Linked DNA regions of Homo sapiens: all the other regions are linked to region 2. A link is an interaction called in ENCODE POLR2A ChIA-PET data of the cell type or tissue named here. Cell type or tissue: MCF 10A. All regions are shown on one strand. Region 1 overlaps LRTOMT (leucine rich transmembrane and O-methyltransferase domain containing). Region 2 overlaps NUMA1 (nuclear mitotic apparatus protein 1). Region 3 has its middle 9.3 kb from the start of FOLR3.

What was found. Peaks named below come from ENCODE experiments on the same cell type or tissue, not always from the same donor. Only the 100,000 strongest peaks of a DNase experiment are listed, where the experiment ranks them.
Region 1: POLR2A ChIA-PET joins it to region 2 with 29 read pairs; 27 of 35 experiments call an interaction of 5 or more read pairs at or near these places.
Region 3: POLR2A ChIA-PET joins it to region 2 with 54 read pairs; 10 of 35 experiments call an interaction of 5 or more read pairs at or near these places.

Annotation. Positions count from the first base shown.
Region 1 is chr11:72,087,232-72,095,231 of GRCh38, forward strand. LRTOMT (leucine rich transmembrane and O-methyltransferase domain containing) reads left to right here. Exons shown (of 9, transcript NM_001145310.4): 2 at 1,066-1,149; 3 at 1,798-1,934; 4 at 6,265-6,470; 5 at 7,717-7,865. The coding sequence starts at 7,832. It overlaps LRRC51 (leucine rich repeat containing 51), which reads left to right. Exons shown (of 6, transcript NM_145309.6): 2 at 1,066-1,149; 3 at 1,798-1,934; 4 at 6,265-6,470; 5 at 7,717-7,865. The coding sequence starts at 1,853. Among named protein-coding and RNA genes, the nearest start is that of LRTOMT, 10 kb to the left of the region's middle. RefSeq lists an enhancer at 3,968-4,127. In MCF 10A, a CTCF peak has its summit at 4,210 (motif pointing left); a DNase peak (open chromatin) is centred at 4,220.
Region 2 is chr11:72,037,536-72,045,535 of GRCh38, forward strand. All of the region lies in intron 2 of NUMA1 (nuclear mitotic apparatus protein 1), which reads right to left. Among named protein-coding and RNA genes, the nearest start is that of NUMA1-AS1, 27 kb to the left of the region's middle. RefSeq lists enhancers at 2,698-2,777, 3,258-4,043, 4,044-4,827, 4,278-4,327, 4,418-4,497. In MCF 10A, no CTCF peak of the experiment used is centred here; DNase peaks (open chromatin) are centred at 1,096, 3,306, 3,596, 4,326 and 1 weaker place.
Region 3 is chr11:72,141,010-72,149,009 of GRCh38, forward strand. No RefSeq gene overlaps it. Among named protein-coding and RNA genes, the nearest start is that of FOLR3, 9.3 kb to the left of the region's middle. RefSeq lists silencers at 1,447-1,647, 5,682-5,882. In MCF 10A, a CTCF peak has its summit at 3,201 (motif pointing left); DNase peaks (open chromatin) are centred at 272, 1,272 and 3,172.

The DNA.
Region 1 (8,000 bases), 50 kb after region 2:
TATTAGGCTTAAACTGAATTATAAGATATCAGGTCCTTGGTTTTTAACAGAAATTCTTTTTTTTTTTTTTTTTTTTTTTTTTTTCCTGAGACAGGGTCTACAGGGTCTTGCTCTGTCGCCCAGGCTGGAGTGCAGTGGCACAATTATAGCTCACTGCAACCTCCAACTTCTAGGCTCAAGCAATCCAACTGCCTCAGCCTCCCGAGTAATAAATTCCATTTTAAAGTTGTTTGCCAATTTCATTGTCTCTGCAAACTAATTTATCCTTTGAATCCAATGATGAGAACTGCAATCCCAAGGTTTCTCTTTTTGCTTTGGCTGCCAGGAATTTCAGAGCTAAATGTAGGCTTAGATTCTTAAAGTGCCTGGCACATCTCTCTCTTCCTGTAATCTAGTTTCTGATCTTTCTCTTCCATTTTTAACTTTCTAATCTGCACTGTCCAGTATGGTAGCCACTAGTCACGTACATTTGACAGGTAGGCTAGTCCAAATTGGGATGTGCTGTAAGTGTAAAATATCTCAGTAAGTTTTAATATTGATTACATATTGAATGATTTTTTGATATATTGGGTAAAATTAAGTTATTAAAATTAATTTCACCACTTCATTTTACTTATTTTGGCTACTAGAAAATTTTAAATTATATATATGGCTTGCATTTGTGACATTATATTTCTAGTGGATGGCACTATTCTGCAAATCATCTGTTTTATGACTGTGTTATTATTGTAAACCTGAAATCCTTTTGGAAAGCAGGTGAAGTAATACAAATAATAATACAAAGGTGGCAGCAGTGGATGGAATGAGAAAGGGGAGGTCGACTGGGGCAAGTTCTTGTCCTTATCCTTGTCAATTTGTCTTTTGCTTGTGTGATTCACATACAAACCCCTTGGTAAAGTGTGTTGTCAGCTCTCTTCATCCCAGGTGAGTAGTATTCTCATGGCTCTCCCTTGTCTCCAGAAAAACCTCAGCTTTACTTTAGCTAACAAATTGGAAACGATCTGATAAGACAATTCACACCACATTGCAAGTGACTGATAACAACATTGTGTTCATCCCTGTCAGGGAGTATTTCCATTTTAACCGGAAACAATCCCTGAACCCACAGGAATGAATGCCTAATGGTGGAGTTTCAGCCATCAGTGACAGGTGAGTGAGAGGTAGACTCTGGTTTTGTGTGTGTGTATGTTTATATGTGTATGGCTACATTCAGGATAGGGCTGAAAGTAGGGTATTTGGATGGAAAGGTAATGGGGCTGGCAGAGAAGCCAAGCGGAGAAGGTGGCAAATCCCCAGCTGGGCCAGACTGAGAGGGGTGGTGAGACACCAACCAGATGCGGTGCAGGCCCTCAAGGATTTGTTAAGCAATAGAATAGCCCAGTTGATGTCAACAGAGGGTGGGTATCAAGACAGTCTCCACAGTAACTACTGTAGAGTAACAGAAAAGGTCTCAGAGTAGGATTCAGGAGATTATGACTGCAGTCTACAACTGACTCACTGGCTTAACTCTGGGCAAGTCCTTTTACCCCTTGGGTTTCAGTTTCTTCATCTGGCATTTTCCAGACAAAGAAATGGGTGTTCGATTCTCAAATGAGTTCTAAGAGATGTGAAGGTGCTCTGAGAAGTAGAAAGTGCTCTATACATGCAAGGATGCAAGGAAGAGTGATTTCATATCTTAAAATGGAAATACAGCCAGGCAGGCCTAGAGTAGTAGAGGACAGAAAGCAGGGATGGAGGACTATGGGGAAACCTGAAAGCCGGTGTACTTGAAACACTGGTCTTTCTCTGTCCTCCCAGGCTGAACCCAGACTCCCAGGGCACCTGCTTGCACCTTTGAATGATGGCCTGAACTATGAACAAACGGGACTATATGAACACTTCGGTACAGGAGCCCCCTCTTGACTACTCCTTCAGAAGCATCCACGTCATTCAAGGTCAGCCCCCAGAGCACAGTACTCCACTCACTAAGGCAGCAGGCCCAGTGTGGTCCCTAGGAAGAAACCATAATCTACTTAAAAGCCTAAAGAGATTCTTCCCATATGCTTGCAGATGTGTTGTTACTGTCTTTTGGAGGGTAGGGGAGAGTGAGAGGTTTTTTTCTGTCTTTTTGTTTGTTTTGATTTTGCCCCGATACAGCCCCAGGAGATCCTAAGAACATGTGCCCCTGTTTGTTTTTTTTAAGCAGCAAATCTGAAAGGAAACAGGGGGCTATCACAGTAGTTGATCATCTTTAAAAGAAGCCAGGCTACAGCAGGAAAGTCAAGTGGAAGAAAACTGGGAAGCCAGTCTATCAGCCAATAGTTTTATTCTCCTGTTTTTACCTGAAGAGAGGAGGAAAACACAGGCTCCTGTGGAGTCCCAGCAAGTAGGCAAAACCTTTCTCCTCTGTCTGCAGACACAAGCCTAATCTGACTGGCCAAACATGAGGGGTCTTATCTACAAACTGGCATATTTCCAGTTTAAATACTTACTGACAAATTTCTTACACTCATTCCAGCCAAATCCAAGTTTATTCCATCATCACCTACACTTATTGCAGGTTCCAACACTGTCCACACTCGCTCCCATTTTGCCATTCAATGTCTTTGTAAATGGGTAGCTAGTCCCTTCAGGAGGGAACATAGGGAGGCTGTCAGCCATGTCATATTCCCAATGAGTCATCCGTTCTTCCTAGGGAAGTTCTGCCATCCCTGGCTTTTGTTATCTGGTCTTTCATTAAAGCATCAGTCCATCTGTCCTCACAGAATACACGTTAACATCCACTATCTCAGAACTATTATTTGGCTTTAGTCTTCTCTCAGGCAACTGGTAGCCACTGCCTTTAAGCTCGGGAAGCTGGCAAATAGCACCAGTCTTAGATTGGGTTTAGGGTCTACTTGGGTTATCATCAGCCACAGTGGTAACTCACGTTTGTTCTCTCACGAGCACACAGCCACCTGCTGTGATCTTTATTGTGCACTGCATCACTTCTGATGTAATCCATGTTTCACAAGGGGTTTTAGCTGCAATAGTAACTATCTCTAAGACAGGTGCAATGACAGAGGTGGGAAGGAAGTATACCTCCTACCTATCATGGGAATTTCTAACTCTGATGGAGGAGGTGTAGCTCTGCCCTCTATGGAGTCCTCAGAATTGGGAGAGAGACAAGCAGTACCAAGGGTAACTCTACATCACAAAACGTAAATGGTACAGATGGCCCATCCTTCATTCAACCGTTCAATATTTACTGAGCACTTACTAAAAGCATTTATATATGTGTGTGTGTGTGTGCGTCATATGTATATGCCAGGTATTGTGCTCCTTGCTAGGTATGTGAGGCACATCAAAGGCCCAAAAGGTCAGAGTCCCTTCAGATTCCCCAGAGCTTCTGAAACACTTATTTACAGCTGGGGTTAAGGGATACAATAGAGTTTGGGGGTACCTGGCACACTATTTGGTGAATGAATAAATATTACAGAATCTGAAACGGCAGTGCCTTTGGAAGGCATCTAATCTGTGCTACCATCAACCCAGTTCCTCTAACTTTTCACAAACCTAGAGTGTTAAGGAAGTCCCCCACCATATACACCTACCAACACCTTCCAGTTGGTGGTTGAGGGATGACACAGGGAAGTTCAATCAAACTAACTTGTATTCTGACACATGGCAAGAGCTACATGGCAGCCTTTCAGAGAGAGGAAAACAGGAACATAGTTTCCCAGATCTTCCTGGAGCTAAATGCTCCCCAGTTCCCAAAGCATTGATATTTGTGGTCCAGCTTCCAGACCTGCTTTGGCCTACTCTGAACAAGGAACTTTACAGATTCTTAGGCAGTGTAGTGCATTGGTGGAATCTGAGAGGAGCAGCAACCTGTGGCAGCCTGGATATACCACTCCATCCTTGGTAAGAGCAGCTCCAGCCAGCATCAAGTTTTAGGCAACTCTGTCCCACCAGTGATTCCCTCTGAGCTTGGCCTCCACCCCATGCTTGGTGGCATTCCCCAAGCTGCTACCTTATCACATGGGGCACTAGTTCATGTGGGGTTATTTTGACCTTAATTTTGATTCATCTGTGTCATTCTGTTTCAGGGTTCTAAGGAGGTATGGGGAGGGAAGCAGGATTAGGAATTCATGAGCTGGGGTACGCCGTTCCAGTACCCTCCTGCAACCCCAGGCCCCAATTGTGGGTCCTGCTCACTCTAGGATTAAGGCAGAGAGCCATCTGGTGGATGTTGCCTGACCTGCATCTGAGGAGGAGGAGAGGTGGGGGTGGAAGGGCAAAGGGTGTCCTTCCAGTAGAGAGCAGAAGAGAGTGAAGAAAGCTGGCTAGCTTCCGCAAATACTAAATACTTCCTTCCCCAGGGGTGAACTAGGGAACCAAAGGCTTAGCAGCAATGGGAACTGGACCTCATTTTGAAAAAGTGGGAGTGAGGCTTTGGGGTGTTCCATACACCGGGGTTCTAACATAATCCTATTCCCTATTCTCTCTCCTCCTCAGCCAAACTTTCTGAGGATGTTGTTTATGCTAACTGCTTATATCCATTCACTCTTTTTTTGGTAGAGACGGGGTTTCATGATGTTGCCCAGGCTGGTCTCAAACGCCTAGGCTCAAGCAATCCTCCTGTCTTGGCCTCCCAAAGTGCTGGGATTACAGGCATGAAACCAGCCTCCATTCACTCTTGAACTCACTCACTTCAATCTGGCTTCTGCCTCCAGGCCCTTGCCATTCCACTGAAGCAGCCCTTACCAAGGTTACCAGGGACTTCTAAGTTGCCAAAATTACTTTTCAGTCCTTACCTCCCTGGAACTTACTACTATAAACTATTTACTCCCTGAACATCTTTAAACTGTCCTCTCCTGATTTTCCCTGATCATTTAACTTCTCTAATGGATTCTTCTTCCTCCCTGACCTTCCTCCCTACCCTCACTCTCCCTGAGGAATCTCATCTCTTTCCCTAACTTGTATGCCTTCTATGCTAATGATTCTCAAGTCTGTGTCTCCTGAGCTTCCGACCTTCATCTCCAACTGCCTACTTGACTTCTCCACCTTTTTGTACAGGAACCTCAAATACACCAAAGCTAAGCCTGAACTCATCACATTCCCAATGCTATTTCTTCTTCTGTAATTCCTTACCAGTTAATACAACTGGCAACCACCCTTTAATATTCTTCTACCTTTACATCCAGTCAACCAAATTATGTTGATTGTAGGGCCCTCTCATGTCTTGCTTGGATGACTCAAACAGCCAAATTGGTCATTTGGTCCAACTCACTCCCTAAAATCCATATTCCACACTGACACTTAAGAGTGATCTTTCTGAAATAAAAGATTTGAATCATTTGCTTTAAACACTCCAGTGCCTTCCCATTACACACAGGGTAAAGCCCAAGATCCTTAGCCTGACATTTGAGACTTTTGACTGGATTCCTGCCTCCTTTTCCTCTCTGTCCCCCTTGTGCAGTGCGTGCAAGCACTTGTGCAGGCACACAAACCCGCCCCAGACTCCCTGGCTGTTCTGTACCTCTATACCTTTCTTCATGCTGTTCCCTGCCTGTTTACCCTTCTTTGCCTGATAAACATCCCCTAATCCATGGAGATTCAGCTCAGGCTTCACCTTCCCTGGGAAACTTCCCTGAGCTCCCATACTGGGTCAATAGCCTCTCTTCTGTGCTGCTACAACTATTATATAGCACTTATCACACCATGTTGCCAGCTTGCTCCCATCTTGCCCATATAAGCTCCTCCAAGGCACAAATGTCTGCTCTCTGCCCTATTATTCATACAAAGTCTGGAACAGACTGTCTCTCATTTTGTTTATCACTGTATATCCAGTACCTGGCATACTGTAGGTACTCAACATTCATGGAAAGAGAGACAGGATATCAAAGTGTATTCCACTGAAGTGAATTCTATAGGCTTTACCAGTAGTTAATTCAGGATTTTGTGCTATCATCTACTCAGCTCAAGCCCAACAATTCTGGTTCTTAGTTTTCCTCAACCCCACACTGGTTTGGTATAAAAAAGACCCAGTGGTACAGTGGACATGAGAAGTCCATGTGACCTGGAAAGCCAAGAGCTTGAGATAGAAGTCTCTGGCCCTTAGTCTAAACTTACTGATTGCTGGAAGCTGTGGGACAGGGTTGCACTAGACTCAGGCACAGGGCTATGGCCCTTCCAGACCCTCCAGCTACAGCCTGGATGGCTAATCTTTCCAGCTCTGTCCCTTCCCACCCCCTAAAGCCAAAAAAGCAAAGATGATACCCAAGTCTCACTTTGTCCCCACAGATCTGGTAAATGAGGAGCCAAGGACAGGACTACGACCACTGAAGCGTTCAAAGTCGGGGAAATCACTGACCCAGTCCCTGTGGCTGAATAACAATGTTCTCAATGATCTGAGAGACTTCAACCAGGTGGCTTCACAGCTGTTGGAGCACCCAGAGAACCTGGCCTGGATCGACCTGTCCTTTAATGACCTGACTTCCATTGACCCTGTGAGTTCCTAACAGTAGGAATCCAGTCAGGGGAGCCTGAAGCCACTTTGTTCAGCCCCCAACCTCTCCACTCCTACATGTTATCAAGGAAGTAATGAGGCAGCATGGTACAGTCCAAAGCACAAGGCTAGGGGGCCAGACAGATAGATGTAGGTTCAAATCCTGGGTTTGCCTCTTACTGACTGTGACTTTGAGCAAGCTACCTAACCTCTCAAAACTGCAGCCTCCCTGTCGGAAAAATGGGGATAATATGCCAGTATCATAAAGGTTTTGTGAGGATTGAATGAAAATACATGAAAACCACCGGGCACAGCGGCTCACGCCTGTAATCCCAGCACTTTGGGAGGCCGAGGTGGGTGGATCACAAGGTCAAGAGAGATCAAGACCATCCTGGCCAACATGGTGAAACCCCGCCTCTACTAAAAATACAAAAAATTAGCTGGGCGTGGTGGCGGGCGCCTGTAGTCCCAGCTACTCGGGAGGCTGAGGCAGGAGAATCACTTGAACCCAGGAGGCAGAGGTTGCAGTGAGCCGAGATTGCGCCACTGTACTCCAGCCTGGCAACAGAGTGAGACTCCGTCTCAAAAAAAAAAAAAAAGAAAAGAAAATACATGAAAACCAACAAACAACTGGTACATCAGAGGCTGAAGTAAAATTCTAACTGTCACTGCGCACCCACTGTGACCTGTGCTGGGTTCTCCTGTGGAAGAGGTAGTCAATAAAGTACAGCACTTACTTTCTGTGAACTCAGATTCAAGTTTTAAGAAATAAAGTTTGGCCTTTTCTAGTCCAAGATCCCTAAGAGGGGAAAGGAGCTGGAGCATGACTTGGACACTATTCCCCTGGTGTGGTGATCTCAATTTAACCAGTATTTTAAAAGCTTCTTATGTGCCTAGCATGATGCTCTGTCTTCCTGTTGCTTGCTGTGATAGAATCGTAGATCACCAAAGCTGGAAAGGTCTTCAGTGAAGGGGCAACTAAGGCTGAGAGAGGCAAGTCAGTGGCAGTGCTGGTACCCAGGCCCACACTCCTGACCCTCAGATCACAGCTCCTTTTCAGTGTGATGCCCTGTATGTCTTAAAACATAAATAAAAGTAGGTTACAGTCATACAGTATGGCTGTGGAGGGTTGGAGTGGAGGGCAGGTTGTTCCCCACATTCTTCCTTCTCTGCCCACGAGTCAGCCCTGAGCAGAGATTCAGGGTCCTGTCCTGTCTAGCCTGGCTTTTGGTTTCCCTCCCCAACAGGTCCTAACAACTTTCTTCAACCTGAGTGTCCTCTATCTTCACGGCAACAGCATCCAGCGCCTGGGGGAGGTGAATAAGCTGGCTGTCCTTCCTCGGCTCCGTAGCCTGACACTCCATGGGAACCCCATGGAGGAAGAGAAAGGGTATAGGTAAGTGCCCTGCCCCTGGAGGTAGCGTCTAGCTGGGCTCCCCTAAAGGAAAGGAGGAGGAGAAACAAGAAATCTACGACCATTCTTCTGCCATGCTTGGACCTGGGAAGGGAGTAACAGACCTCTAAGCATTCC
Region 2 (8,000 bases):
TGTGCTAGAAGCCACATGGAAAATGGGAGACAATGACATGGTCCTTGCCTTTGAGGGGCTTATAGCAGGGTAGGGAGTAAAATTAAACATATGTGAAGCACTAACAGAAGAAAATAATTAAATGCTAAATATAACTAAATGCTAATTACAATTAAGTGCTTCCTGACCCTGCAACATCCAACATGATTCCACATGTCATACCAGCATCAGTCTTGGAATTGAGCCAATTCACCTGGGCTTTGGCAAGGGCAAATGAAATGGTTAAGAGAGCTCTCAGGAGGGCAGAAAAGCTAAGGGGCTTATGTTCCTCAGTCTTGGATAATTATCATCAAGTATACCCTATCCATGGGCAAGATTATGTAGCCCTTGAGGCCAGGCATGGATGGATGCAGATAGCCCCAACTACTGCACTGCAATAAGGCTTTTCTGTGGCTGACAAGACTAAAGCTCGAGGGACCACACTTGGCTCTGTGGTGGGGCGGCAACAGCCAGACACTCAACTGGGGTTTCTTTAAAAAAAAGGCCTCTGAGCTATTAAATCACAAGGAATGAGGCTGAGATCACCGCTCCCCCATCCTCACTGCTGCCTATAGACTTGCAGTCCTTTTGATGAGGCCCAACACTTCGAAATTTTATCTGCAACTGTAGGCAGATCTTGCCCCCTTTGAAAGACTCACAGCTGTGCTACTAAAAATGTCCTGAGGTTTAACCAACCTCTTCATCTCAGAGGCAAAACATACAACCCTGAGGTCCTCCCAGGAGAGCCTGTCTAAAACTAGTTCCACTGTTCAAGAAAATGAGTGTCAAGGCTAAATATTCTTTTCTGTGTTCCCCAGGCACAGAAATACGAGGAACCCAATATTCACCACTAGGAACTCCTGAAGGACCTTGTCTGCTCTTCAGTTCTAAGCCTGTAAAGAGGTACTTTCCTAGAGACAGAACATCAGGGTGAGAGAGGCTTCAGGAGAGCCCCAGCCATTCCCTCTTCTCTGGGTAAGGAATGACTGAAGCCAGGAGCACAGCTAAGTCTTCTACATTGGGACTATAGCTTTAAGCAGACTTTGGCTGGGAACCCAAGGGCTCCCAGCCAGAGTACCATCCTCCCCACCCTCCCCCTGAAATCTGAGGCAGGCCCCACCCAGTACACTGGGTGATGCTGATGGAAAAACAGATCCTTGCGATTGTAGCCTGGAACCATTTCACAGAAGGATCTGCTGAGATCCACCCCAGCTGGATCAGGCACCCCCCGTCCCCCCCACAACCCTCACTCAATAAACAAAGAAACAAAAGGCCAGGCCCTCTGAGGGCACCTTTGGAGTTCCCATCTACCTGATTCTCTGAGAAAGAAATTCCCCCAGAATCTAAAACAGAGGCCTCACCGAGCTGGTAAGGCACCCTCTCTTTTCCCTGGTCTCAAGAAGTAACCAAGGACACAGAAGCAGTTGCGTTATAAACTTAAGGCCCTGCATCCTTTTTACATTTCCCAAACTGACACAATGCAGCTCCCCCACATCAGGACAAATTCCCACATTTACAGTAACCCCTGTTTCCAGAAAATAAATATCAAGATAAGGAAAGTGACACTAAAGAGACACGCAGCCACTCTGCCTGTACCCTCTCTGGACCTTAAAGAGTTAAAGCCTAGCCATGATTTCCTACCAGGGCTGAGGCTAATGTAAACCACCTGCTCAGACACAAGAAGCAGGACCAGAGGGTCAAGTTGCTGAGCTCTGAAGTCTGTTCTGAAAAAGCTTCAGTTTTAAGTACAGAACAAGTGATAGGCCAAAGGCCAGAGGGTCTGAGCTGCAGCAGCACTGCTCTCCTTACCCCGCCCTTGGCCTGGGTGCCAGCTCCTTTGAGACTGCCTCTTAGCCACTTACTGCCCATCAAGGGAACACCAGACCTACCTCAAGATAACACCAAAGTGACCTTTGGTCCCAGAGAGTTGTTAAACTATACCGATCTCTCAGCTCATGGGCCCTTGCTTCTGCTGAACCCTCATTCTCTTAGTGCTAACTCCCACTCCCAGAATTTCAGGGCCCAAAGCCCACACAAGCTCCCACCTCAAAGGGTCCTTCCCAGAACCCCACCCCCTTCTCCACCTGATAGTTCCAAAGGCCTACAGCCTCACAGCTCACAAAGGAAATGGCTGCCCCATCTGTGCGCCAGTGCTCACTTGCAAAATTTACCACCACTTACCCTGAGACGCTGCCTGCCTGTAGCCTAAGAATTCCATGCTCTGTACCCCTTTCTTAGAAAGATACTCCCCATCTGAGAGACACTCACATCCAAAGAGTGAAAACCCTGATCTTGGGGCTCCTCCTCCTCCAACTCTAGGACGGATAGGCCAGGAGGCACATGCAAGCAAACACCGAGATCTCACCTGGCAGGTTACCCAGAGGGGCCAAGCCACCTTGCCCTAGGCTAATAAGCTATAAAAACAGCATAGGAAATACTTTGCTGGTACATCCCCTGCCTCTGAGAAGATAAAAGGCAAGAGGACCAGTGGCTCCAAGAGACGCCATACAGAGAAAAACAATCTTTCTCAATTCCTGGGGAGTCCTGGGTAGACCGTCTGGTCCAAGTCCAAAGAGTTTCCTGAGGTCGGGGCAAACCAGTTTGGTCCATCTAAAGGGACTAGCTTGGGCTGAAGCCTCCTCTTCACACAGACCACTCCATCTTTGTAGCCTAGAGTTTGGCACAGAACCCCAAAGCCCTGGAGAGGAACAAGGGAGGGATTACAGAGGAAACCAAGCTTCTCTGGTTTCTTCAAAAGTGGCTTACAGATGTCTGCCCCTTCTCCCCGTTCTCTGGAGGGTCCAGATCAGGATGATGGCAAAAGAGCTGCAATCAGGAACCAGACCTGCAACCAGGCCTGCAGCCATGTATTGTACTGGGGCGCGTACACATACACACACACACACACACACACACACACACACACACACACACACACACACACACACACACACACACTGACCTGGGCCCCCCACCACTATATTCACACACCCTGGTCCCTATCAGCTGACAAAATGAACCTTTTTTCACTGCCCACCACCGTGCACACACCCACGGCCTCACGCAGAAATGGTGAAGCCCTCTCCTGAGCTGTCTCTACAGCTCAACGTGCAGGCAAACACGCTTTCCTTCTCTGAACAAAAACATGCTGACATCTACGCAAGGGGGAAAGAAAGCAACCCTTTGCTCTGAAAGGCGCCAACTCCCGGATGTTGGCAAGCTCTGCTCCACAGCGCCTGTTTCTGAGTATGTTTACTTGCTCTCCCTCTTCTCTCCCTCCCCTTTAAGGATGGCGCAGGAAAGGGAGGTGAGGGGGGAGAATCCACCCCACCCCCTCGTCCATGTTTGAACAAAAACCCAGAGAAAGAGTGAGGGAGAAAAAGTCTCGGTGCGGGGGGGCCTTACCAGACTCCTAAAGCCAAACGTATCTACAGGTTTTAATCCGCCATTAGCATTTAAATCTTGAAAGGAGAGGAGGAAGGGGGGGCCAGTGGAAAGTAACCCCACACACAAAAGAAAAGTTGTTGGTTTTCTTCTCAGTCTGCCTGGCAGGAGCGATCTTCCTGGCTGACAGCCAGAAGTGCGTCACAGCCAGGAGTCTGCTTTCTTTAAAGGCACAGCAAGCTTCCCCGATCTGGGAGCGACAGCAAGCAGGGGACTCTCAGTGGGGGTGGGGCCCAGAGGGAGGGGGTGCACTGGAGAGGAGGGGCTGCAAAGGGGAAGGCTGGAGGCTTGGTCCACGAACAAGAAAAGCAGGACGAATGGGGGCGGCGGGTTGAGGGTGAAGGCACAAGCAGGCAGGCAAAATTACTGAACTCCAACAGCAGCAAGAGCCAAGGCAAACTGTGGCATAAACACACAAAACACATCTTACAGTGGCCTGCCTGACAAACTGGGATCAACCGGACACTCCCCCTTCGCTCTGTTTTCCACCCAGAGTTTAAGGCAGCAGTAATAATCTGTCCATCTCTCTGGACAGCAATGGAAGGGTAGGACAAGGGCTGTCCTGATAATTAGATCAGCCCCTGCCTGGCGGACCGCAGGGCAAGGAGGAAGACCCGGGAACAGAGGCTTTGAAGAACAAGCAACATGCAGGCCCTCTGATCGGGGGCACCTTCCTGCCGGCCCCAGGGCAGGCTGTGTCTTTAAGTACAACCATGCCACTCACACACAAAGCGCCCTGCCACCTTCCATGGGCACCGCCTGCCCTGCTCTGGGACACGGCCACCCACTAAATCCATTCCCCGAGGGAATCTCTCCAGCCCATACCTTCTGCGTGGCAAGGCCAGGATGCCGTGCTGTGCCCGCTCCTCCCCCTCCGCCACCCAAACAAGAAGCCCAGGCAGATTCTGGCCCTGGAGTACAGGCCTGCGCTGTCCTGTGCTGCGTGCTATTGTCGGCTGTGGAATGGCCGCCAAAATCCCAGCTGTGCTGCCAGAACCTAATCCCCTGTTCCGCTGAGCATTTATGGGGAGGGGCTGAGGGGCCAAGGCACGAGACCGAGTACGCCAGGCACTGGCTGCAGCCCTTAACAGACGCAGGCACGGGGACTTGTAGACTCTGCTTCTCCTACATGGCTGAAAACAAAAGATGTCTGACTCTTAGAAGACAAAATCACAGCATTTCCCCCCACTGAATAGCGAACTTCACCAAGGCTGAAAGGGAAGCCCACCAGATGGTCAACAGGCACCCCCTAATCTTATGCCACAAACATTTACTGAGCACCTACTATGTGTAAGGCACTCCTATAGGAAACTGTAGGAAGTATACAAAGATGAATTAAGCCCAGCATCCGCACTGAGGTAGGTTGTAATTCACAGGAGATAAGAAATATGACTTGAAGATTAATTTCAAACTGGTGTGCTAACTTCCATAAAAGCTGTAAAGAAAAATTCTAACCAGTTTAGAATAGGGAAGGATTACGAAAATGAAGTGCCATTTTAATTTGGACCTTGAAACACACAGGTAGCATTTCCCCAGATGGAAACAGAGAGGTGTGGGGAGGAAGAGAAAGCAGAGAGGAGGCATGGAAGCAGTGGGAGAAAGGGCTTGAAGAGTGAGGTGGGGTCAGAGAGCTAGGAGAATCTTGAACCTCAAACCAAGGAATCAAAGACTTGTAAGTTTGTTTGTTATTAACACAGAGCTGTGGTATGACAAAAACTGTGCCCCAAGTTTATTCTGATATATACCTGAATGAGACTAGCAGCAATGAGGTGAGTCAGGAAGCTGCACAGTCAGGAGACAGGTAATGAGGGCACACAAGAGGGTAAGGTAAGAAAGAATGGAAAGGGGCCTTGGCACGACGGCTCACACCTGTAATCCCAGCACTTTGGGTGGACCACTGAAGTCCGAGAGTTGGAGACCAGCCGGGGCAACATAGGGAGATCCCATCTCTACAAAAAATTTCATGAATAAAAAATTAGCCGGGTGTGGTGGCCCGCACCTACAGTTCCAGCTACTTGGGAGGCTGAGGTGGGAGGATCACTTGAACCCAGGTGGAAGCTGCAGTGAGAGACATTGTGGAGACAGGGTAAAGAACTGATAGGAGGCAGAGAGAGGAACTGTACAGGGGAGGAAAGTATGAGGGATGATATGCAGAATTAAACTGAGGAGATGACAGGATGTCAGAACAAGAGAGAAAACAGAGTATAATAAATAGTAGCTGGTGGGGCACGGTGGCTCACGCCTGTAATCCCAGCACTTTGAGAGGCCAGCCTGGGCAACATGGCGAAACCCTGTTTCTACCAAAAAATACAAAAAACCACACAAAAAAACAAAAACAAAAAATTAGCCAGGCGGAGTTCTTTTTTTTTTTTTTTTTTTTTTTAAAGCAGGGTCTCACTCTGTCACCCAGGCTGGAGGGCAGTGGCGAGATCATAGTTCACTGTAACCTCAAACTTCTGGGATCAAGTGATCCATCTGCCTCAGCCTCCCAAGCAGTGGGAGTACAGGTGTGTGCCACCATGCCTGGCTAATTTTTTTTTTTTTTTTTTTCTGTAGAGACAGGCTCTCACTATGTTGCCTAGGCACAGCATTATTTTAAATTCTTCTCTAAAAATTCTATGCTTCTCCCAAAGCCCTGGGATACAGGCATGAACCACCACACCTGGCCCACAGTTGTCTTTGTCTTTTTCTACTAGGAGCTATACTATAGAGGTCACAATCATTGGCTACAGTTTATAATATATAGGCTAAAATGTTTTACATATAAGATAACCAGTAAAACTTCATGATTTAGAAACAAATTAGTGTCTTTTTTAGTGTCAGAGTCCCAGCTACTCAGGAGGCTAGGGTGGGAGAATTCCTTGAACTCGGAATGAGCAGAGATCATGCCACTGCACTCCAGCCTGGGTGCCAGAGCAAGACTCTGTCTCAATAAATACATAAATAAATGGACAGATAGATAAACAGAGAGACAGAAAGACATATAGTAGCTAATGCTTACTGAGTGCATACTATGTACGCGACACTATTCTACTGACCTAATATGTACGAACTCATTAATCTTAAAAACTCCCTTAATGAAGTAGGTACCATTATCACCCAACTTTAGAGAGGAGGATATTGAGCCACAAGATTAAATAATTTGCCAAGATCACATAGCAAGTAAATGGCAGAAGTCTCTACCACATGCTGCTAACTATTTGACATTGGCAAGAAACTTCTGAACTTTAGTATCCCTATTTGTAAAACAAGAATAAAGACACCTGTTATAAAGCAATGAAAATTAATTCAATAACACCTATAAGGTGTCCAACACACTGGCTAGCATGTAAGGCATAGGATGGGTGTTTCCTGCAGACTAATTCCTACTTGGCATTTTGGTCCCTTGTCACCAAGGTGTCCAAGCAGAAGTTGGCTCACCAATTGTTTGGGAAGCCAGAGAGGGTATTCTGCCTGGAGCAGGAGACTGGATCCTCTGTCTGTCTGCCTTCTTCCCATCAGTCTGCCTCTCTAGATTTTACTTTAGGGTCCAGCTCAAATATTTAATATATTTGATTTAATATTCCTAACTCCTCAAATATTTAACAGTTAACAGGGGTTACTTTGGGGGGGGGGAGGAGTTAGATTGTAGGGAACATTCACTTGGGGACTTTCTATGCTGTATGTTTGCTTTTTTTTTTTTTTTTTTGAGATGGAGTCTTGCCCTGTCACCCAGGCTGGAGTACAATGGCATGATCTCAGCTCAATGCAACCTCTGTCTCCTGGGTTCAAATGATTCTCCTGCCACAGCCTACCAAGTAGCTGAGATTACAGGCACCTGCCACCATGCCCAGCTGATTTTTTTATTTTTAGTAGAGACAGGGTTTGACCATGTTGGCCAGGCTTGTCTCGAACTCCTGACCTCGTGATCCGCCTGCCTCAGGCTCCCAAGTGCTGGATTACAGGTGTGAGCCACTGTGCCTGGCCTTGCATTTATTTTTAATAATCTTGTATTACACTGGTGATAAGAAAAATGTAACTACCTCCTACTCTTGGCACTTATGTGTATATGCATGAAAATCTTGTCTTCACATCTAGAATGGAAATTCCTCAAGGGCATAACCAGTTCCACCTCTCTCTCTCTGTGATCCCCCATAACACCTAGCACACTAGGGCTCCTTAAATCTGCTTCTCCAAACTACATCTGGATGTCAGGTTTACAAATTCAACTTTCTGGCCACCAGAGAATGACTGTGGTGGGTGGTTGGGATGAGGTGGGGGTGGGGGTCAGACCAAGGCTCATTGCTGTAGGCTCCCCATCACCTGCTGCTTCTTCCAGGCCCTGTAAGCTATTCCCACTGTATCATTTGTAGTCTGTAGTTAGCAATCACTATTAGTAGAAATGGAAGTTCTTATCCAAAGGAGCACCATGAAAGCAAAGGCAAAGCAGATACCAAAACTTTTACAGAAAAGCAAAGTGGCAAACATAATTGTTTGGGTTTTTGTTGTTTTTGTTTTCTTGAGACAGTCTCACTCTGTCACCCAGGCTTGAGTGCAAG
Region 3 (8,000 bases), 100 kb after region 2:
CAGTTTTCATCTGCCATTGTTCTGAGATCTTTCCATATTGACCTATTGATATGTTAAATTACCAGGTAGTAATCCATTCTAGGTGTACATTACATTGAATTCAGTCTCCTACTGATGGGCATTGGAAGGAATGGGGTTCTTTTATGATCCTGACATTGCTGAAAGCCACAGGCCAGTTATTTAGTAGAATACTCCTCCATTTGGGTTTGTCTGTTTCCTCATGATTCATTGAGGTTATGCGTTTTGGGCACAAATACCCTACATGGTTATCCCGTGCATCATAATGGGAGGCATGTGGTGTGGGGTTTGCTCATTCCTGGTGACGTTAACTTTGATCTTTTTCTTGAGATTGTGTCTGCCAGGTTTCTCCACTACACTTTCCCCTTTGTAACTAGCAAATATGTTGTAGAGAGAGACTGGAGAACTAGAGATACTCTATTCATCAGCACACTTCCACCTATATGTTCTAGTAGCTGATGGACCTTAAACATGTCTTACTATGTTACAGCTCTTTCACCAACCCTTCAATACTTTTCAGTGGTATCAACTGTAAAAACCAAACTTCTTCACAATAGCACAGAAGACCATGCCCCTCCTTTGAGCCCTCAAGCCAAATCTCTCCCACACCACCCCATAAATGAGCTCCAGTCACATTTCTCATGTTGGGGGTCTTTGCTCCAGCAACTCTTTCTCTGCATGCCTGAAATGTTCTTCATTAATCCTCTGCAGCCTAGCACTTTGTGGCCACTTAGATCACAACCTACAATCCCCCCCTAAAATGACTTCTGACCACTCAAACTGACAAACCCACCCAGCTGATTTCTCATCACACTACTCTATGTCCTTGTGCAGATTTTTATCTACTGTGTTTGTTGTCAGCCTTTTCCCTAACAAAACATACTCTCCCGAAAGCAGGGTTGTGTCTGTGTCATTTTATGCTACATCCCCAGGGTCTGGGTCAGTGCCTGGCACCGAGAATGTGCTCAGTAAGTTAAGGAATCGCTGCATCCATTCTGTCAGTCAACAATTCCTTCTGAGCATCCAGTCCACTGGCCCATGCTGGTCTCAGCCAACAGAAAGGGAATTGAGTTCCTTGCAAGGTCTGGTGGGGACAGACAGTTCTGAGAACCAGTGACTCTTAGAACAAGGAGATGAGGCTTTCACAGAGGGAAGCACAGAGTGTGGTATTATTCTGCTGAAGCCCAAAGAGGTCAGGGAAGGATTCCAAAGGAGTAATGTTTGCCAAGCACAAAACAGCACAGGGAATGGCATTCCATGGACAGGTCTCAGCAAGTGCAAAGGCTTAGAGGTAATAGAAGTGCAAGCAGAATTCCAGGGTGGCTAAGAGAGGTTGTGTGGGGAATGGGCAGCAGTTAAGGCCAAAGAAGAAACACTGGATCTGCATTCCTTAGGACGGTGCCCTGTGGGCCCCTCACAGAGCTTCTCTCCTGCAACTGCTAGGTATAAGAAGGCAGGCTTAGAATCGGACTGAGATCAGTAGTTTCTGCAGCTGGGAAGATGAGTGAGGTGAGATTGCATGTGTGATAGGCTGGCACTCAGGGAAGACCTCAGGGTTCTCTCCTCCCCACTCTGAGGCCCCTCTCCTGCTTCCTGAAGCCCAGAGTCTCCACCTCTGTGAGCCAAACACCTTCCTGTTATCTGCCTGGTCCTAGGGTAGCCTTCGGGTTGGGGTTAGAAGGAATGCCAATGGTTAACCTTGTGGTATTAAGCTTCCAGCTCAGGCAGATACTCTCTGGACTGGTTCAAGCTGACTGCCTGACTGTCCCTCCCTGCTGGCCCTAGCACCCAGACTCCAGATAGGCACACCACCTCACCCTTCAGAGCAGGGCTCTGAGACTCCACAAGTGGTGAGGACTTACCAGAGGAACTGAACTTGACCTCCAACCCAACCTTCCATTTGCTGGTATTATTCTGAAGCCCTCATGGCCCAGGGGCCTGCCTCAGGTAGCAGGTCTCACTCCTGCAGTGGAGGGGCCATAAAGTTCAGTTCATGATCAGCCCCCAAGCCAGGGGCAGCGGATGACAGGGCAGGAGTTCCATCTAGAGGAGCTCCTGTGTTCAGGCGTTCCTAGACACCTGCCTGCCCTTCTCCCATCAGCACTGGGGTATAAAGAAGGAAAGAGGCCTGAGGTTTCCAGAGGCCTCTACCTGCTGAGGTCTTAAGAGGACTCAACCCTCTGGGAAATACAAATAAAATCCTCAACCCTCCAAACAACTGAATGGACACCTCTTGGCCAAAGAGACCCCGGAAAAACTTTAAAATCCAAGTTTCCTGGCCGTGATGATAGGTCACTCACACCTCAGCACACCTGCTTCCTCACGAACCGTTACCAGGCTTCTTTCCCAAGAGCTAAACAGAAACCAGCCCTGAAAACCAAGAACAGGAGACTCCTTCACTGATTTCAATTTCAACCAATTCCGAGACTCCCTTCCCTTTCCTGATTTTGACATGACAGCTGATCAGCTTACAAAACATTCCTGGCTGATCAATGACTCTCAACCATGGACCAGTTCTGGCTGGTTTACAGAGGCAGCACACAAAGTGCTTTGGGTCCTGTGTTTCACATTTTGACATACAGAGCCTAATTCAACTGCATTTTAATGTCTCCACCCCGAAGTGAATATGGGACATATTTAACATGTTTTATTGGTACACATGTGTGCAACTCTCATGAATATTCATAAATCCTCTTAAAACTTATTAAATATATATGTTTAGCCAACTGATTTAGTGTAAAACCCCTGTCCCTTCAATTCCTAGCTTGTAGGTTGCAACCCATCAAAAGAAATAAAGCTCTCTTTTCCAAATGTAAAGATCTTATGATTTTAAGCCAATATAATTGAAGACAAGAGTAGGATCCATGGAGCAGCCCAGGTTCCCCCAGCCTAAGTGAATGCACAGGTGCCAGGTGGAGCCATTGACAGCTCATTTGTCTCCCTGACAGCTTTGGGAGGAAGGTGGGTAAGCTCTCCCCGATCTAAGATCTCTCACTTTTGAATTGAGATCTCGAGGACTTCATTTTTTTACCCTGATCCCCTCCATCCGGACCCTGCAAGTGCCATCTTTGTTGGTCCCAGGTTTCTAGATGGGGAGGTTGGGGGCAGTTAAGCCTGACTCATCCGGCGCATCAGCCCATCAGGTTTGGTGAGGATGCTTGCCCTCTAGTGGCACACGAAGGAATGTCTTATGCTTTTCTGGGGAATCTAGATTCTAAGGAGACAGTCCCAGACCAGCTGCCATCAGGAACATGCATGTTTCAGAATTATGAGAAAAAGTCTTGTGAATATTTTGGATCCTGGAAAAAAGCTAACCTGGAACAATATAAAGATTTATAGGCCAAAATGGAGAACTTTTGGCAGAATGTCTGACATGCCTAAATTAGTTTATTTGCATGCACAATAGGGTTCAGGACCTCTCAGAAGCAATGGGAGGTCTTTTTTTTTTTTTTTTTTTTGAGACAGAGTCTCACTCTGTCATGGGGAGTGGAGTGGAGTGGCACGAACATGGCTCACTGCAGCCTCGACCTCCCAGGCTCAATCATCCTCCCACCTCTGCCTCTCAAGTAGCTGGGATTATAGGCATGCACCACCACACCCCACTAATTTCTTTATTTTCAATTTTTAATTTTTTATAGACCATGCTGGTCTCAAATTCCTGGACTCAAGGAATCCTCCCACGGGAGACCATTTTTCAGTGTTATTATGAGAGCTCTAAACACAGTTGGGAGTCTCAGATAACCTCCTTAAATGAGACTAATTCAAAACTGAAGGAGTCTAATTCAAAACTTGACCAGCATATTCAAACCTATCTGCCACTATTGGACAGGTAGCTGAAGACACTGCAAAAAGCCTTATAGCCCAACAAATTGAATTCCCTGGCTCAAGTAGTAATAGATAATTTAATTGCTTCAGATTTTCTTTTACCCAAACAAGGAAGAGTCTGTGCAGTGGCCCATAACACCTGTTGCACTTACATCAACACTTCAGGTGAAGTAGAAACTCATATAGGGTTGGGCACAGTGGCTCACACCTATAATCCCAGCACTTTGGGAGGCTGGGGAGGGAGGATTGCTTGAGCTCAGGAGTTTGAGACCAGCCTGAGCAACATGGTGAAACCCTATCTCTACAAAAACTGCAAAAATTAACCAGGCATGGTGGCACATGCCTGTAATCCCAGCTATTTGGGAGGCTGAGGCAAGAGGATCACTTGGGCCTGGGAGGCATAGGTTGCAGTTAGCCTAGATCACGCAATTGCATTCCAAACTGATAAAGCAAGACTCTGTCTCAAAAAAAAAAAAAGAAGAAAAACTCATACAGAAAGAATTTCCAAACAAGCTAAATGATTACAAGAAATAAAACTACTGATCCTATCAATGATCTGTTCAGTTGGCTTTCTACCAAACAGAAATTCCTTTCAAGATGCTATTGAAGGCTGGGCGTGGCGGCTCATGCCTGTAATCCCAACACTCTGGGAGGCTGAGGCGGGTGGATCATCTGAGGTCAGGAGTTTGTGACCAGCTTGGCCAACATGGTGAAACCCCGTCTCTACTGAAAAATACAAAAAATTAGCTGGGTGTGGTGGCGACACCTGTAATCCCAGCTACTTGGGAGGCTGAGGCAGGAGAATCGCTTGAACCTGCTAGGCGGAGATTGCAGTGAACCGAGATCACGCCACTGCACTCCAGCCTGGGTGAGAGTGAGACTCCATCTCAAAAAAAAAAAAAAAAAAAAAAGGTGCTATTGAAGTTTTTGTTATAATTATAGTCTCCATCAAACTTTTCTTCATAACATTTAAATTACTTATAATATGGGACAGGCATGGGGGCTCAAGCCTGTAATCCCAGCACTTTGGGAGGTGGGCAGATCATTTGAGGTCAGGAGTTCAAGACCAGCTTGGCCAACATGGCGAAACACTGTCTTTACTAAAAATACAAAAATTAGCCGGGCATGGTGGCATGTGCCTGTAATCCTAGCTACTCGGGAGGCTGAGGCAGGAGAATTGCTTGAACCTGGGAGGCGGAGGTTGCAGTGAGCCGAGATCACACCACTGCACTCCAGCCTCGGCAACAGAGGGATACTCTATCTAAAAAGTAAATATAAATAAATAAATAACTTATAATATGTATAACCAACTGCTGTAAGTCTGCTGCTAAAACCAGAATTATGCTGGCTCAATGCATAGAACTTATAGACAAGTTAAATTGGTAGCCCTACCTTTTGGCCTTTATATTGCTTGATAGACCTTAGGGGTTGATGAGTACCTGCCCACCTCTATTTCTGTCTGGCCAAGATGTTCAATTGGCTGTAAGTCTCTTGGCCACAAGGGTCCCACCAAGGGACTGGATGGATCTGGAGCAGGTAGCCTCAGCATCCTGGCAACGACATGGTACAAACAATTTGGCCATTGATGCTGACTGTGGCAGATCTTGGCTAAAAGGAAGAAATGTGGAATAAAAAGAAAATCCAAAGACCCCTCAACTGACTGAACAAACCCCTCTTGGCCAAGGAGACCCCAGAAAAACTTTAAAATCTAGGTTTCCTGGCTATGATAAGACAGGAGGCTGGTCACACCTCAGTATACCCTCTTCCTTACTGTTACCAGGCTTTTTTCCTAAGAGTTAAGCAGAATCCTGTCCTGGAAAACAGAGAATGGAAGACTCCTCCGCTGACTTCAGCTTCAACTGCCTGATGCCATGGCCAGACTTCACTCTCTTTTTGTGATTTGACACGACAGCTGACCAGCTCACAAAGCTATCCTTCCTGATCAGTTCCTGTTAACCATGGGCTGGTTCTGGCTGGTTTACAGAGGCTGCACACAAAGTGCCTTTGTGTCCTATGTTTCACCTTTTGATGTGTATGGCCTAAGTCTGCATTTTAATGTTAAGTCTCAGCTGGGTATGGTGGCTCAATGCCTGCAATCCTAGCACTTTGGGAGGCCAAGGCAAGAGGATTGCTTGAGCCTAGGAGTTCAAGACCAGCCTAGGCAACATGGTGAGACCTTGTCTCTATTTTTTTAATTAAAAACAAAATACAAATATAAAAATAATTACTGTTAACTCTCCACCCCAAAGTGAACACAGGATGTATGTAACATGTATGTTTGCTTAGTATACATGCATGTGACTCCCTTTCATGAATATTCATAGCTCCTCCTATAACTTATTAATAAGTATACTAGCTAACCTATTTAGCATAAAACTCCTGTCCCACCTCTCCTCCCTCAAAGTGCCTGCTTTCCATCTCAGCCAGAGGCTCCACTTCCCAGCCTGCAGGTTACAACACAATATTAGTAAAAGTGTTCTTTCCAAGTGTATACATCTGGTGATTTTAAGTTGATACTTCCCAGGTTGTCCAAGATTCAGGTACAGCTCACTATTGCAGGATACAAGCTGGGATCTCCTGGGAGTTGGTCTCTTTGCAAATCGTATTATCTCTGTATCACCTTTTATGAAATCCTAAAAGAATTTAAATCTGAAACATGTGACTCCAAAGATTTTGAATAAGGAATTGTGAACCCATGGTAAACTCCTGGCTTAAGGGTGTCCAATTTTTTGGCTTCCCTGGGTCACATTGGAAGAATAAGAAAGTTTAAGAAAGTCTGTGAATTTGTTTTGGGGCACATTCAAAGCTGTCCTGGCCACATGAGGCCTGAGGGCTATAGGTTGGACAAGCTTCTAGCTGGCTATTTCTGCATTTTGTCCAAATCCATCTTTTAATTATTATCATTATTATTATTATTATTTGAGACGGAGTCTCGCTCTGTCACCCAGGCTGGAGTGCAGTGGCGCGATCTCAGCTCACTGCAAGCTCTCCCTCCCGGGTTCACGCCATTCTCCTGCCTCAGCCTCCCGAGTAGCTGGGACTACAGGCGCCTGCCACCACGCCCGGCTAATTATTTTGTATTTTTAGTAGAGAAGGGGTTTCACCGTGTTAGCCAGGATGGTCTTGGTCTCCTGACCTCGTGATCTGCCCACCTCGGCCTCCCAAAGTGCTGGGATTACAGGTGTGAGCCACCGCGTCCAGCTGAAACATAATTTTTCTCTTTTTGGTTTCACATTTTTACTAAAGACAAATCATGGTAAGACTGATTTGCTTTATTATACTTGGCCTGATTATTTGTGTAACGTGCAGCAAGAATACTTACTTTTCACATAGGCTTTTTAAGTTGGCTTTGATGGAACTTTGTTTTGTAGAAGAATCTCAGATTAGACTTTTTCTTTTAAGGCCGGGCTCAGGGGCTCACTCCTGTAATCCCAGCACTTTGGGAGGCTGAGGAGGGAAGATCACATCAGGAGTTCAAGACCAGCCTGGCCAACATGGTAAAACCCCGTCTCTACTAAAAAACACCAAAAACTAGCCAGGCATGGTGGCAGGTGCCTGTAATCCCAGCTACTTGGGAGGCTGAGGCAGGAGAATCACTTGAACCTTAGAGGCAAAGGTTGCAGTGAGCCAAGATCACACCATTGCACTCCAGCCTGGGCGACAGAGCGAGACTCTGTCTCAAAAAAACAAAACAAAACAAAACAAAACTTTTTTTTTAAAGCCGAGTTTGGCCATGCGGTTGTACCATCAAATACCTATGAGTTGGGTGAATTCCTCTTGAGAACCCAAGATGATTTGGGGCTCCTGGGTCTGTCAGAGAGTGACATTCTTTACTTGCCACAGGTCAGAAACCCTGCTCAGGATCTGTGTAGAAAAGGTATGAAGTTAGTTTTCCCAAGGGGCTCTTATCAGCTCTATAAGTCAAGTTTGATTCCTTAAAGGAAAGCACACCATTCCAGTCAAAGCCTTGGTAAAATAACTGGTTTCTCCAATTGTGTCCTGTTACAAAAGAAAACAGATTCTGGCTGGGCACAGTGGTCATGCCTGTAATCTCAGTACTTTGGGAGGCTGAGGTGGGCAGATCACTTGAGGTCAGGAGATTGAGACCAACCTGGCCAACACGGTGAAACCCCGTCTCTACTAAAAATACAAAAATT